2 separate regions of the Mus musculus genome follow, and region 1 is linked to region 2. A link is a loop called in an ENCODE intact Hi-C map of the cell type or tissue named here. Cell type or tissue: left cerebral cortex. All regions are shown on one strand.

The links. Hi-C counts contacts between places; a loop is a spot of excess contacts. Peaks named below come from ENCODE experiments on the same cell type or tissue, not always from the same donor. Only the 100,000 strongest peaks of a DNase experiment are listed, where the experiment ranks them.
Region 1: a loop joins it to region 2, with 2.2 times the contacts of the local background. A loop is called at or near these places in 9 of 42 quality-filtered maps.

What each region holds. Positions count from the first base shown.
Region 1 is chr19:14,459,254-14,467,253 of GRCm38, forward strand. It overlaps Tle4 (transducin-like enhancer of split 4), which reads right to left. Exons shown (of 20, transcript NM_011600.3): 10 at 7,927-7,980; 11 at 7,296-7,448; 12 at 6,033-6,165; 13 at 5,491-5,684; 14 at 5,056-5,132. Among named protein-coding and RNA genes, the nearest start is that of Gm8630, 27 kb to the left of the region's middle. In left cerebral cortex, a CTCF peak has its summit at 4,254; DNase peaks (open chromatin) are centred at 4,225 and 4,700.
Region 2 is chr19:14,586,480-14,594,479 of GRCm38, forward strand. Tle4 (transducin-like enhancer of split 4) reads right to left here. Exons shown (of 20, transcript NM_011600.3): 4 at 7,905-7,949. Among named protein-coding and RNA genes, the nearest start is that of Tle4, 7.7 kb to the right of the region's middle. In left cerebral cortex, no CTCF peak of the experiment used is centred here; DNase peaks (open chromatin) are centred at 2,446, 3,932 and 7,385; H3K4me3 peaks cover 437 bases.

The DNA.
Region 1 (8,000 bases), 130 kb before region 2:
TTAAAAAAGCATACTTTTCTTCAAGGTTCTTAGTAAAATTTCTATCAATATAATACATAGAGTACCTACCATGTAACCATCTATAGTGCAACTACATGAATGACTGGGAAAACAAAACAAAGCAACCTCTTGTATATTTATTACCAGAAAAGCTAAGTTTAAGTTCAGGTTTCTGGGGAAAGCATGGCAGCTGTCCATTTGCTGTAGCAGTGGAAATCTGTGGTACTTAGTGTCATTAGTCAAGACTGAAGGAAGAGAATCAAGCACAAGGCTCAGAAGCATCATGGGCCAAACAGACTGTAATTCTACAGGGGTCTAACCGGCATGACCCTTAGACCAAGGTGAGCACTGCTTATTAAATATTCAAACACACTTACACTCCTGGGGCTTCAAGGCTGACCTGCACCAAGAATCCTCAACTTATCCACTCTACTACTTCTAATGGCTACTTACTTGGTGACTGTCAACAGTGCCTAAAGAAAGGACTGTACCTCTTCTCTAAAAGAGGCCTTCCATCTTTTGAGCTGTTATTGATTAATGCTGCTATTCCAGCATTTGAGCTGTTATTTGATTAATCCCATGGCCCTGTTATTTAGCCACTGCCTGAAATAGACTAATCTTTCACCTTCACAGTTCTTGGCCAACAAAACTTGTTAGTCAGTCAACTACTATTTGCACAGCATACACAGGTACACAGAATTTTATGGTAATTGATATTTATATCTTCAACTCTCAAGGAACTCAAAGTCTAATTTGCCTTGTTTCCCTTATTAATAAGCCAAATATTTACTCAACAACTTGGCTTATAGAGCCAGCACTGTTTGATGCAACTGGGACATTTGGGTTAGTCTGTAGTAAAGTTAGGTATAGAAGGAACAACCTTGAGTTTATTCAGCAGATAGAAAACAAAAACAGAGTCAAGGTCAATCAGGCATGCTTTCCACTGAAGGGCAGGTGAAACAGGGAGAGCAAGAACACAAGGAGACACTAAGATGGCAAGCAAGTACCTAACACTGAAGTAATAAAAAAGGAAGACAGAGAAGGAAGACATCAGCATATCATATCATATTTATTTACTCTTTGAATAAACTTGTACTATGAGTATCAACTGTAAACTATGCAGTATTTAAGGCACTTGAAGTTATTTGTTGGCTTTTTTTGTTTGTTTGTTTTGTTTTCAGGAAAGGGTTTCTCTATATAGTACTGTCTATTCTAGAAGTAGCTCTGTAGACTAGGCTCGCCTTGAACTCAAGATCTGCCTGCCTCTGCCTCCTGAGTGCTGGTGCCACCATTGCCCAGCTTTGGAAGTTACTTCTATAACTGAATATTCATTGTTGGTGGGGAGTGCTAACTGGTACAGACACTATAGAAATTAGTGTGTGGGTACCTCAAAAAGCTGACCTCTAACACCATTTTTGGGCTTAGACAAAGGGATGCTCCATCTTACTACAGAGATACTTGCTCATCGATATCCATTTCTGTTCTATTCCTAACAACCAGAAAATGAAAACACCCTAGGTGTCCATCAGTGAATGAATGGATAATGAAAATGTGGTACATTACACAATGAACTATTTACTCAGCTGTTGAAAATAAACTGTGAAAATTGCAGATAAATAAATAGAATTAGAAATAATCATCCTGAGTGAGAATAACTCAGACCCCAAAAGACAAGTAATACAGGTTCTCTTATATATGAACATCAGCTTTTAAATGTTAAATGTGTGTGCTCTATTCAGAATATCTAGAGTTAGGTATCTAGTAAGTGACTAAGGGTCTTCCAAAGAAGGGGAAATAGAATGTAAAGGAATAATGAGGAAACTAGAATAGGAGGATTAAATTGGGAGGGAGACAGGAGGACACAGTAGAAAAGGGAATATTGGTAGAAATATCTAACTTTGAAGGCCTTTTTATGTGCAGATGAGGAAATGCCCCCATAAGATCCAGCTATAAGTCATTTTCTCAATTAGTGATGGGGGGGGGGGGGGCGCTATTGTGGGTGGTGCCATCCCTGGGATAGTAGTCTTGGTGTTCTATAAGAAAGCAGCCTGAGCTTTCGTATAAAAATATCATACAGAATCCTGTTATTGTAGAAGCTTCCTAAATATATAAAAATATTTAAAAGGAATTTAAATGGAGTTAACCATACATAGCAGGGACAATGCTGCAACTAGACATCATATGCTACCAAACAAACCTGCAGTACTAGCAGTGGGCGTGCAACTTTTGACTAAAGGTACTGTCTTAGTCAGGGTTTCTATTCCTGCACAAACATCATGACCAAGAAGCAAGTTGGGGAGGAAAGGGTTTATTCAGCCTACACTTCCACACTGCTGTTCATCACCTGGAACTGGACTGGAACTCAAGCAGGTCAGGAAGCAGGAGCTGATGCAGAGGCCATGGAGGGATGTTCTTTACTGGCTTGCCTCCCCTGGCTTGCTCAGCCTGCTTCCTCACCTGAAGCTCTTTTCTTTGTGATAACTCCAACTTGTGTCAAGTTGGCACACAAAAGCAGCCGGTACAGGTACCATAGTCAACCTCACCCCTGCTCAACATTACTAGGTTACTGTCCATGCTATTAGTTAGCCTTCCACAACCTGATGGTTAGACACTGTTGCTGAAGATACCATGTACTTGTTATCAAAAATTGAAAATATGGAAAAATTAAGCTGTTACACAACTAGAAGCTTCACTTCCTGAGTATTGTTCCTAATGCTGGAAGGCAGTATACATGTGGCTGGAGGAGAGATGGAATCATAAACTTCATGCAGCTACAATACCTTTGCACTGTATCAGCAATATGCCTGGAAAATACACCCCCTGATACAACAGAGACACAAATAGAGTAACCAACTACTGTCTGATTAAAGTGAAGGTCTACACCATGAAACAGATCTCAAACCTGACACTGTTAGCAAGACCAAGAATCTAAAATGAGATAGCTCAGGGACCTTAGGGGGATATCTACTATATACCCATAGATCAGTGCATTGCTAAACCCTTATTAGAGAAGATACATCTTGTAGCAAGTGGTAATTAACATAGAGACCCACAGCTGAACAATGTGCAGAGTGTGAAAAACTTTTGGAGTGCTTGAGATGTCTGTATCACACCCCTTTCCTCAAGGCTCAAAATCTATGTCGAAGAGGATGCAGGAAGATTCTAAGAGCCAGAGGTAGCAGATGATTCCAAGGGAGCAGCACTTTGAGACCCAACAGAACTGATACACATATGAACTCACAGTGACTGTGATAGCATACATATGACCTGCAATAGTTCAAGCCAGATAAAATTCCAGCATGGAAAAGGTGAAGTGGCCCACCACTAAGTAAGATGCTGTTTACAAACGATAGCTACCAAGGGAGGAAAAATATTCAGTAGAGCAGTACTAAATATAACAGCCATTCTGCATGGTGGGCCTTGTGCTCAGGAGTAGTTTGGCCAATGCAATATGGAATCCATATGCATTTGTATGTATGTGGGCTTGTTTGTTTACTTTGTTGAGAAAGAACATGGAGTTGGGTGGAAGAGTTGGGGAGGACAAGATTATGATCAAAATATCTTTCATTTAAAAGGGGCAGCATTGCCGGGCGTGGTGGCACATGCCTTTAATCCCAGCACTTGGGAGGCAGAGGCAGGTGGATTTCTGAGTTCGAGGCCAGCTTGGTTTACAGAGTGAGTTCCAGGACAGCCAGGGCTACACAGAGAAACCCTGTCTCGAAAAAACCAAAATAAATAAATAAATAAATAAATAAATAAATAAATAAATGGGGCAGCATCAAATATGGCACCTTACACCAACTGGACTTTTCAACCCCACAACTCTAATCAACATTTCTGAACATTATATCAAAACAAACAAGGAAGACTCTCTTCTGCTTCTGCTCTTACAGAGCTTATACTCAAGTGGGAAGAGGCAGGCAATGGCTACAAGTAAACTTTTAAAAGCTGGGCATGACGGTGCCCCTCTCTAATACCAGCCTAGCACTTAAGGCAGAAGTGGGAGGATCAACAAACTTAAGACCACTTGGGGTACACAGTGAAATTCTATCTAAAAAAAAAAAAGTAGAGGAAAATAGCAAAAGGGAGGGAGGCAAAAAGGGATGTTATTTAAAGACAAGAGTTAGGGCAGAATGCTGTCATAAGGGCTTCTAACAGAGATGTGAAGTGAGACAGTGAATCATAGAAAATGTTGATAGAGGAGGATCAGTGTGAATAAATGCCCAACAGGCAAGCAGCCAGGAGAGGGAGACTTCTGTGGTTACTCAGTCAAGTCTGGATTGTACAGGAGAATGAAGATGTAGCATATGTGTGGTTGGTTCAATTTCAGAAAAGAAGCCAAAGATGTTGGGGGGCGGGGGGAGACGACCCGGGGCAGGTGCTTGAGAGCACATGTGTATACATGTGAGGCAAGAATGTTTCCTATGAAGAAAGAAAAAAGTTTCTTTCTTCTTTTTTTTTTTTGAGATTGAAATACTAGTCTGAAGGTTTTCTTGTCCAATTTTCTAATCCAATTAGAACTGTGTTTAGGTAGTGAGAACAGAAGAGCGCATGTATACAGAAACCAAGACTGTGGAGTAGGATGTGATGAAATTAGACTATACAAAGAGGCTAGAAGAGGTGTGTTGTACTTGGTCTGTTATCACTCCAGGAGAGTGTGAACAGACATTCCAAATGCTCAGCTCACAGTAGAGAAGCCAAATGAGCAAACTACCTTTTCTAGAAATAGAACTGAACAGAAGACTGTCTCTACATGTTCAAATTCTAATCATGCAAGTTTGCATATAAACATCACACTTGCTGAACAACTGCCTTAAAATCGGCAACAGACAGAGAGAAGCCTTGACTGCCAGAGCTGCCTTCCCAACTTACATTTTATATGAAGGCTTGATTTTTTTAAAATGGAACACACAAAACTGAACCTTATTATGCCTTGTCTTTTGCTAAGAGGAAATGAAAACTACTTTGATGCTATTCAGCAATGCCCCAATTCCAAAACGAAAGCAAGGACCAGAGCTTTTTAGATAATGAATCCAAAGGACAAAAGGTACTCACGGTTTTCCTCCTGGAATGCCTGTTAGATTTGGAGGTATTGCTGGCACTCGCATGTGATGGTGTGGATCAAATCCCACCTAAAATTGTTGATATGCAAAACAACAGATAGATATGTTATGCTTTGCATAATGTGGCACCTAAAGCCTAGGATCACAGATAATTTGAAAATATGACTTTAGAGACATTTACAGCAGTATCTATTAATAAAATGACAGGATGCTTGAAATTTAATGGTCCTTTATTCAGGACTGGAACATATAAAAAATTATACTAATTTATTGAGGCTAATGACAAAGGCTTTATTCTCCTATGTGGGTGGGGGAAGGTATAGGGGGCTTTGGGGATAGCGTTTGAAATGTAATGAAGAAAATATCTAATAAAAAAAAGAATGCTGTGTGTTCTGAAACTCTAAACTATAAATGCATGTAAACATACCACAGGTGATCTTCCATAGGCTGCTGCTGCCGCAGCTGCAGCAGCAGCTGCACTCATCTGGGGGGAGATGTTGTGTAGCCCAGCATAGGCGGCTCCGGGGCTGGTCAGCTCTCCGTTCATCCCAGCATGGGGCACGATCCCAAAGGGGGTTGGATATGGACAAGGTACAGCCATCGGGGTCCTCAGGCTTGATGCTGAAGAGAAAGTCAAGCACACAGAAAATGGTTGTTGCACCTTCTTCAGTTGGTCAACAGTACAAGCCATAGTTCAAATGAACTGATTTTACTACTCTCAAAATCAGTCAGCCTTTGGAGTGATTCAATCATTTATCTACCTCCCTCCCCCCTTTTTTTGTTTAACACTTAACGACCTGTTAGATGTGGATGGGGCCACATGCTTGGTTTGGAATACTTGCCTTCTCTAACAGTCAGTCAGTGTGCTGCTCATTACTACTTTTAACAGATTTTATTACTTAAATTACTTAAATTAAAAAAAAAAAAGAAGTATAAATAAATATACAACATATATTTTTCCTTACTAACCTAAGGGGTCCACACCTGGTGGCTTTCCAGGTACAGGCCTCAGTCCAGGAGTAGAATTACTGCCAGGGGTAGGTGCATCAGTTCGTGGAGTAGGGGTATTGGACTTTGAAACAGGAGTAGTAGACTTTTCATTCTAACAAGAGATGGAATATATCAGCTATGAGAGCATAATTTTAAGAGTTACTTATATATTAAAAGAACAAGCAAAACAAAACAGAAAAATGAGACAATTTCTTTAGCTTGTCTTATATCTTACATCAGTTAAAAGCAGCTAGCAAAGAACCAAGAGGACACAGTTCAGGAAAACCTGAACTGAGGATGAACTCAGGAAATTATTTATAAGAATCTGGTCTCACTCAGAGGCCAAAGAAATTCACCAAGCATGCATCCTGAATGTGGGCTAATGCTGGTGGCCATGGTTAAGTCAGGTCCCCAATACACTGTTCACATCCTAAGAAGTTCCGTATCTGACTTGCTGCTCTCAGGATACACCCACGCAGGAATCACCATAGATCCCAGAGGAGGAAGGAGAGGCCATGAAAAGATAACCAGAGTTCCAGAAGGAAGGACAGAGGTGGGATCCAAACCTCACTCTAGCCTTCCATCCATTCTAAACACATACACTCGCTATCTGCACACAAACACAAGAATCCTCTCTCTGATCCTTCAGCTGTGAATTCAAAAGGTCACTGAAAAACACATGGTTTTTAAAAGATGAAAATAAGTGGTGAAGAGAAAAGGGGATTTACGACACACAAATGCAACCAACGCCCTATACAGCCCTATACAGCCCTATACAGGAGACGGCGTAGGGAAAGATGCAGCTTGCTGGCAAATTCAGTCAGGCATTCGTGTTGAGTCCAAGCAGCCTCGTATTAGTGAGAGAGTACTTAGGCAGAAGCAAAACTATTGCAGCTGTGTCTAGCGTGGCAATTCAAATGAAGCACCTAATAAAATGACAGCTAAACTCCTGAGCGAGTTCACCACAAACCACAGGCAATGAGAACATCACACTAACTCTTATCTGTACTTTTCAACTTTACTATGATGTTTTTCTCTCATTTTCATCCACCTATGTCTCTCTTAAGCATACAAACTCAGGAAGCAAATACCATCAAGTTAGTAAACCTTTCTGGTTCAAACATATTTTTAATTAAACTGGAAATCTAAGCCCCAGAGATAAATGGGAAATACACAAAAACTGAAAACCCCAAACCCAATAACTATCTTGGAAGTGGCAGTTCTGGTTAGGGAGCAGCTTACAAGGCTAAGCTCTTTGGATTTGGAGGAAGGAGTACTGCTGGAAGATGCAACAGAAGCGGGGCTGATGGGGGCATCTTTCTTGAGGAGTCGTGTCTTGTCCAGGCCATTCTCCCTTGGGGAATGTGCTGGGCTTCCTCGGGGGGAAGATGGATCCTACAATGACAAACAAGTAAGACTGTCAACTGCGCCGCCTTTTCGAAGACGAAATACACAGAGTAAATTAAAAATAATAATAAGAAGACTGACAACTGACTCATAGCACAAGTCCTTTACTGGGGGCACTTCTAACTAAAAGCACTTAGTAGTACAAAATGTCTGGAATTAACTGGACTTTAATCAATTAACATTAACTGAAATTACTGAAGGAAACATCTGGTATTGAGAGGACATCCCAAAACAAAAGCAAATATCAAAAACTCCATGAGCCTGTAAGGAACATAAAATCAGTAGGGTGACCACTGACACCTGTTATTTCTAGTGGTGGGAAGGACAGTGACATCTGAAAGGAAGGAGCAGCATTTTGAAAGACCCAGCAATGTATAAAGTTGGTAATAGTTTCTCCTAAGTGCTTTGGACACTTGCCTCTGCCATAGCTGCAGAGCAGCAGAAGTAGGGCTAGCTACTAACATACCTCATTGGACACATCAACTACCAAGTTGTCATCACTCTTCTCACCATCACTGTCCTGCAAAGAGGAGGAGAGGC
Region 2 (8,000 bases):
TAAACACACAGATCCGAACTTGCTACCCGCTTTACAGGAACATCAAGATCCCTGAAGTAAGCATGTAAAATGCCTTAAGCTCTGTGCAAAGAAAGGTACTAGTGTTTTTAATTTCCAACAGCACTCACTATTCTTTCCAGATGTATTTCCAGGCCTTTCTAAGACCTTGAACCAAAAGAACCTACAAACCTTCAAAGTAGAATATAGAGTTGGAAAATAATAAAATCAGGTGTAGACGCTCACACCTGTAATCCCAGTATTCAGGAGCCTGAGACAGGGGGATTAAGAATTCAAGTCTGGTCAAAGCAACAGTGAGATCTTGTCTGAAAAGAAACTAGCAGCAATGTCAAAGAATTGCTGCTAGTCTGCCTCCCAACCTCTCACCTGCCTAGGTGGCTGTAGTTAAGAGGGAAGGCCCTACACAGGGTGGGGAGAAGTTATGCCTTTGTTCTAAGATGCAGAAGCCCCTACACAACACAAATCCATATGTATTTATGAGAAAAAAAAATCACCTAAAGATAACAAGACAACTCATCTCCCAGAGGACAGAGTGCCCAAAGGGTAACCTGGAGTTTTACCATTCTGCTTCTTTGACAAACCAGCTAAGAAAATCTATGCTTTGCCCATCTGTCCCCCTGGATGTGCAGGTTACACACTGGAGCTCTCTGAAGAAGGTAAGTCATGGCTCTGTGATATAGAAATAGCAAAAGCCTGGCATCAGTGCTGTGGGTCAATTCCAGTGAAAACAGAGAGGATATATAGATTTGCAGCGATGAAGGCCAGCTAAATCCCTCTTTACAGGCAGAAAGCAACTCCCACTGACAGCTGTTACTAAGACAAAGTCAAAACAGCTTTGTCTTTCACTTTGGCTAAGACTTGTAAGGCCTTCCCCCTTAGTCTAACAATTTCATAAACGGTCTTCAGAGTACTGACTTTTAAAGAAGTCCTAAACCTTACAAACTGTCATCAGTGTAAATCAGTATCCACGCTTAAATGTGCTGCCTCACGCTTTGCAAAACGGACAACCTAGCATGTCTCCATTACCCAAATGACACTGTAAGTGTGTTATGTGCACATGGATGAGGCAGAACTGCAGATATCCAGAAGTCAAAAGATAGGGTCAGAGCCCCTGGAACTGGACTTACAGGGAGTTATGAGCTTCCTGATATGGGAGCTGGGCACAGAACCCCAGTGGTCTGCAAGAGCAGTGAGCACTCTTAACAACTCTACTATCTCTCCACCCCCTCTTTTTAACTTAATTCATTTAATTTTGAGACAGTGTCCCGCTATGCCTGGTCTGGAATTCACCCTGTAAAATAGACTGACCTCAAACTGATGAAGAATTGGGTGCCTGCCTGTAGAACATTTTAAAAGAAGGTATGAAAATGGTAAAGGAAACTACCTTTTAGAAATCACATCGTCTTTTCCCTCTCTAACTAGCAAATCATTATTAACCCAAAGTCTCAACCCAGGCTATCAAATATGAAATGTAATAAAAGTTTCCCATTAAAAGCAAATATAAAGAACTACTAGGTGTTTAACATATAACTACCAACTCCCTTTAACTATTATCTAAGGCAAAGGAAAAAAAGTAAAATTAAATGAGAAATGTAGCCATGAACCTTCACTGAGACATCTAAGATGCATCTAAGAAAGCATCTAAGATGCAGTTCACTCTTGTCTAGCTCATTAGTCCAACAGAGCTCAGAGCTACACTGCCTAAATACAAATTTGTCAATCAAAATGATAAGTAAAATAAACAATAGAAGCAGAGACTGCAGAGCAGTGAGTAGGAAATATGCCTTTGAATGCTACAAAGAAATTCTCAACAGGAAAAGCAAACCATCTGCCTTCATTTAAAAGTTTGAGTTGTGTGATTTCCTGCATCTAAGAACCTCTTTCTGAACTACAAAGAGGCCACAAAACATCACATTTTCCCCTCCCAGCTTCCCCCTTCAGAAGCCCTGAGGTGATGATTAACAAACAGCCCCCTTGTCTTCAGACAGACTAAGAAGCCACAGGAAAAGATAAATTAAACAGAAGAATCCTTCGTAAATAAACAAACAGGCAGCCTGGAGAGAAGACAGAATTTCCTTACAAGCAGCAGCAAGTAGCTTTGCTTGCTGACAAGTGGGAGACCAGGAGAAAGCCATCCAGGACCTCCCACCAACTGAGGCAGCCTGGACAGGGAGCCTATCCTGAATGGTTCCAGCCTTGGACTCTTCAAGGGGTTCTGGGGTGGACGTCCAAAGTTCAGGTGCTCACAGGCAGAAATCAAAGTTTGTTCTTAGTAGCCAAGGGTTTCTCCATTCCAGCAATGAGCTCAGGCCTAAATCTCTAATTTATGGCCAATCCATTTCCTAACAGGGCAGCCTCCTAGGCAATCCACTCCAACCTACCACCTATTACTATATCACCATGAACAGATCTGACCCTGTTTAATCATCCTTTGATTGGACATAATCCTTTTCTTGGGATCTTTATAAGAATTCAAGATTTTTGGCAGCATGCCCAGGTCTGTGGTAAGCACATGCCAGATATATAATAAATGTTCACTTCTATTGGACGGAAACTCTTAATTCCAACTCAACAATCTCAACTGAAGGTAAAAAAACAATTCTATAGATATTTTCCTATGATGCCTCAAAACTTAAACTTTTACACAAGAAAGAAAAAAAAATCACACAAAGAATTCAGAAAATATTCCTCTTAACACATATACACACTCTAGTGGTTAAATTTCACCTTCTGGATCCTCTTGCAGAGCATAAAAGGCTCCTAGGTCTTGCCCAAGAAACTGCCTCCTGGGATTAACTGGCACAATATCGGGTCCTCAGACAGTTTGTGTGGGAAAATAATCTTAAGTTAAATTTCCACCATTTAGATTTACTACACAGGAGTAAACTTGTCCCTAGTCTAAAACATCCAAAGCCACGAGGTAAATCAAAACCATAAACCTCTATTTCATTAATATCAATCAGATTATCAGTAATCTTACGTTATAAAATGCTGCTTCAAGCTTCAAACCTCAATAGAGAACAAAAAAACACACAAACAAACATGAGCCCCTTTCCTTCCTTTCTTCCCGCTGGAGTTTACATTTAAGCATCAGAATTTTATTTGTGCCTCTTTAAAATGTCCCAGCCCATAGCCAGAAGAATCCATCTTTGTTCATTTTGTAGACCAGGTTGCCCTCAAATTTAAAGAGGCCTGCCTCTGCCTCCAGATGCTGGGATTAAAGGTGTATGCTACCACGCCCAACAGTAGATTATTCCTTAATGGATATAAAAGAAAGTTCTTGTAGCAAAACTTGTCATTGGTTTGTCTGTTATTGTCAAATAGAGCACCCCTCTTTTAATAACGCTTCCCTTGTTCACATATGCAAAAGTTTAACCACACTCGTTTCAGAAAAGCAGCCACTAGTTAAAATTTTTACTTTTATCTACATACTCAGACACATGCTTCTCCAAGCATTCTTTCCAATATAAACATATACAAGATCTAAGATATCAGTAATAACCCTCGACAAAATTATCTTAAGAGAAATCTGCTCTACACAGAACTTTAAATAATTTAACTTCCATTGCAAGTGCTATCCTCAAATAAATTGACTGCACCCTAAAATCAAGTGCACTGAAGGCTGGATGTCAAGCCAGTCATATATTACTTCAACCTCACTAAATCCCTCCTTATTCTCCAAATCCTAGGCTGCTTTCTAAAATAGTTCACTAAAAAGCACCAACCTAATTAACAACTGCTTCCTCTGCAACAGTGGCCTTGATTTCACTTATTTACACATTAACTGCAGCCTCCTTTTGGCCAAGCCAGTCTATTCTCTGTACCATGCCGAGCCTTTTATCTGCCCTGGACAGCATTTTCTCCAGCAGATGAAGTAGATGCCGATTGATTTGCTGTCGAGCATGGTAAATTAATAGCAACAAATTGCTGAGGGCCCGTCTCGCTGCTCCACCATGCTTCGGCAGGTTTGCTTTATTTGCTCCATGATGGGCAGCAGTCGGCCTCTTCAAGTCAATTTCTTCTTAACAACCTGCAATACTTTTCAATGGTGAAAATAGAGCTGTTCCTTGTAAGTCAGAAATCAATATCCTATTGCCCTTAGAAAATGCTAAACAAGCAGTATTGGCAATCCACTTGGTACTAGAGGGTATCAGATATAATGCAAATCCATACTGCTTCCCCCCTTGTAGTTATTACAGTTTGCTAAAAGGTTCCTAATGTCATTTATCATCATTTACCATTGACCAAAGAGGCTATGATTATGATATCCTATCAGTTGGCAAGGCCTTTCATTTCTATTCAATTAATATTTTAGCAGCACTCAAATGGTTGTGGCCCACATCTTGTAATGAAATTTGCATGGCTTGGGATGAAATAAAATTTTTGTTACTTAAGGGCAAAAAAATTACACACAAGAATATGCACATATGGCAAACACCTATTTTCATATAATTGTGTAAGTTGCATGCTTAGATTTTAAGTGTCAACAAATTTCAAAGGTTTTCTGACAGTTTTTAAAATTCGTGTACCAAGCAAGTAAATTTTAGAAGAGATCTTCCAATTATAAAACACACAATGAAGAAATTGCAAGTTACTCTCATCCCCACTTTTTACAACATAGAATGTTCACCTATTTCATTTCTACAGGTTGAATTCACACATCAATAACTCCTAATCTACATCCAATATTCACACTTCAGAGTGGCAACAGCCAGAGTCTGACTCCATTCGAGAAGAATTCTTCCATTATAGAGTTGCAGGCAAAGGACTCGAACCAACAGCATCTAGCTGTGGCATCAACTGCACACACAACACCCTATCTGCCCAGGGTCACTGACCCAACCAAACTATATAAAGGATCAGAAGAAAGTAACAAGAACCCTGGACCAACCGTTCTGTCTAAAGCAAAGCCCTATAGACAGGGAAATCCTGAAGGAATCAATGCTCTTTGATTTTTAAAAACTCTACTTTGAAGACATCAGAATGAATTCCAGGCCATTTCTAATCAGGTCCTAATTATCATGACCATATTCACGATAAAACTGAAGACAATGGAAAAGTACTAATTCCCACTGTGCCCTAGAACATTCCACTTGAACTTCTCCGGATGTTTTTTCCCCAGCTTCATCTGTTCAATCCTAGGAAAGATTACTAAAAATTACATTCATATTTTATGCTCCAATTCCATGTCATGTCACTGAGTTTCCCTTTTAAAAAAAAAAAAAATCCACTAATTTTACCAGACTAATGCTATTTACTCAGTTACCAAAATTTAAATTAATTATGTTCTCAAACATAATTGTTAAAAATTGGCAACATTACGCAGGCTTAATTAAGATTAAATCCAATTTACTAAATGTACTTTAATTGGTACTAATTACATTAGCTTTCATTTCAGAATGACAAATTCCCCATAGGTTTCATTTTATGGTTCTCTATCAGAATCAACCCAGGGCGACTGATGATGAGCATCACCTAGGGGAGGGGGAAAACGGGGACCCTCCCTGTTTCCCACTGTTTATGCATTTGCTAAGTCACGGAGTCATGGCTTCTTCAAAACCTTCATTTTCTGTCCCAGTGAAAAATTCCTCAAAAAATACTCTGTGTGGCTGGCTGCAGCCAAGAAGAATGGGAACACAGGAATATTAACAACAACAACAAAAGAAAAAATACACAGGGGTTTCAAATATCGGGGCCACCAATTACTAGGGTACTTCTGAGGCCTCCTGGGACTCTTACTCTTGAACCCTTTGAGACACAAATCTAATAAGTGAATAAGCCTAAACCGATCTTGAGAAATAGGCACAATTATGCCTCGGGGCAACTTCCTTGCATTATTGCTCCTTTCCATTACAAGGGTATCCAGCGAGTGCATCTGCAAGAGCAGCTAAGAGAAAGTCAGGCTGTCTGCCTAGGAAAACAAATAAAGACAGATCTGCCTCTGCGCTTAAGGCGGGGAAAGAAAGAAAATATAATAAGTAGGTGGTTTGCAGGGCTGTCTGTATTTCATAATGTGATAAACTGCCCTGGGGATTCTTGATATGACTGAATTCAAAAGCAAGAGGAGGGGGCAGGCAAAGTGTACTCTACTCAGTTTTAAATGGATGGTATCTGAGGCCAGTTGAACAAGAAGATGACAAAATTCATAGTCATATAAAATGTGTAAACTTAAAGGCTCTCACATCTACCCAACACCAAAATGAATACATAAAGATATGTGACCCTTCCAGGTGTAGATGGCCCAAGAAAAGCCAGAGGCCAAGTGAGACTAAGTGGTCAGGGGAGGAAAGGATACAAAGGGGAAAAGGAGGGGCATTCACCCCGTCCATCCTTTAGAGAAACTAGTTCTGGGAAGGTACATAAACACAAACAAACAAACAAAAGTATTTACAAGATCCAGACTGTAATCAGGTAACAATATTCCTGGGAGGTAGAGCTAAAGGGAGTCCACTCCTAAGCTGAATACATTTTGCTTAAGCAGTATATGTATGACTAACCTAAACAGAAATGGCAAAGATACTAAAATATAAATGTAAGTATGTGCCATTCAAACTCCAACATGTATGTATTATCATATACCGTATATAATATGCTAACATCAGCACAACCAAATAGCATACAGAGTAAAACAGAACTTGAGATAAAGTCACCAATGTAAATACTGTTGTAATTTTCCCAACTTTATTTTTTCAAATACTATCTGGTTGCTTTTATTGTTCAAGAGATGTCTTTTAATGAACTACTAATGTGGGTGCATTCTGACCATGTAGAAAATAACTAAGTTAAAAGAATCCTTACAGCCTGATGACCTAGTCATCTCACACTTCTTAATCTTAGAAGGTACATACATTACCCTGACCACAAATAAATAAGACATGGAAAACAGAAAATTGTCCATCGCTTCTTTCTCAGCAGGCAAATATACATGTTATCTGTTCTGAAATGGGTGATGAGACCCGAAGTCCTTCATGAGGAGATGACTTCAAAGAAATGCTTCCTAAAGGAATTATTGCTAAATAGCATTTTACATGTGTGTGTGTGTGTGTGTGTGTGTGTGTGTGTGTACATATACATTCATACATGCATACATACATACATACATATGGCTATCTTTTCCATTTAGGGAACTTAAACCAAATCATTTTTTTTGGTCTCTAGCCAAAACAAAAAACAAAAAACAAAAAAAAAAAAAAAAAAACACAAAAACAAAAACAAAACCCTGTAGCAGCTATAGTAGTCACATATACCTATACCAATGCGCTCTCCCCCAACCCCAAAGTAATTGCTAGATCTCAAGACCCAGGGCTTAACATTAATCACATCCTCCTATCAGGTTCATTTACTCTGCACAAATTTTGGAAGTCGAAGCCAGAGTTCCTGGTAAGATCTACTAAGTAGGCTCCAGGGACTAGTGCACAGATTTTTACATCAATTTCTTTTATAGCTCTGCAGATTTCATCTGATCCTCCCAGCTCACTCCTCTGTTCTTTCACAGGAAAGGTTTCACACAATTTACAATTTTATTCATTAATACTTTCCAAGGAAAGTTCTTTCATAAGAGAATTTTGATGCCTGAAATATATAAGGTAACTCTTTACAAAAAGACAATACACATTCTACATTCTGCATGCTGTTTTTGAAAGTGCAGAAAAGTTTAATACGCATTCTGAGTTAATAATTTTAAATTTCCAAAAGTTAGGATAATATGGAACAAGAGGAACCACACACAAAAGACTTGCCTTCTTACTCACCCCCAAGTCTTTTAAGATATAGGTAGACATCTCAAATGTACAAAAGAAAAAAAAAAAATCACAAAATATACAATTTTCTTTTCAAAGTACATGAGTATGACTGTCACATAAAATGATTATAAAGAAATAACTTACCTGCTTGTGCATTTCTATGTTCAACCCATAGGACATTTCATAATACTGTCAAAGAAGGAGAAGCAATTAAACCTGTATCCTTCAAATCATCTCGCC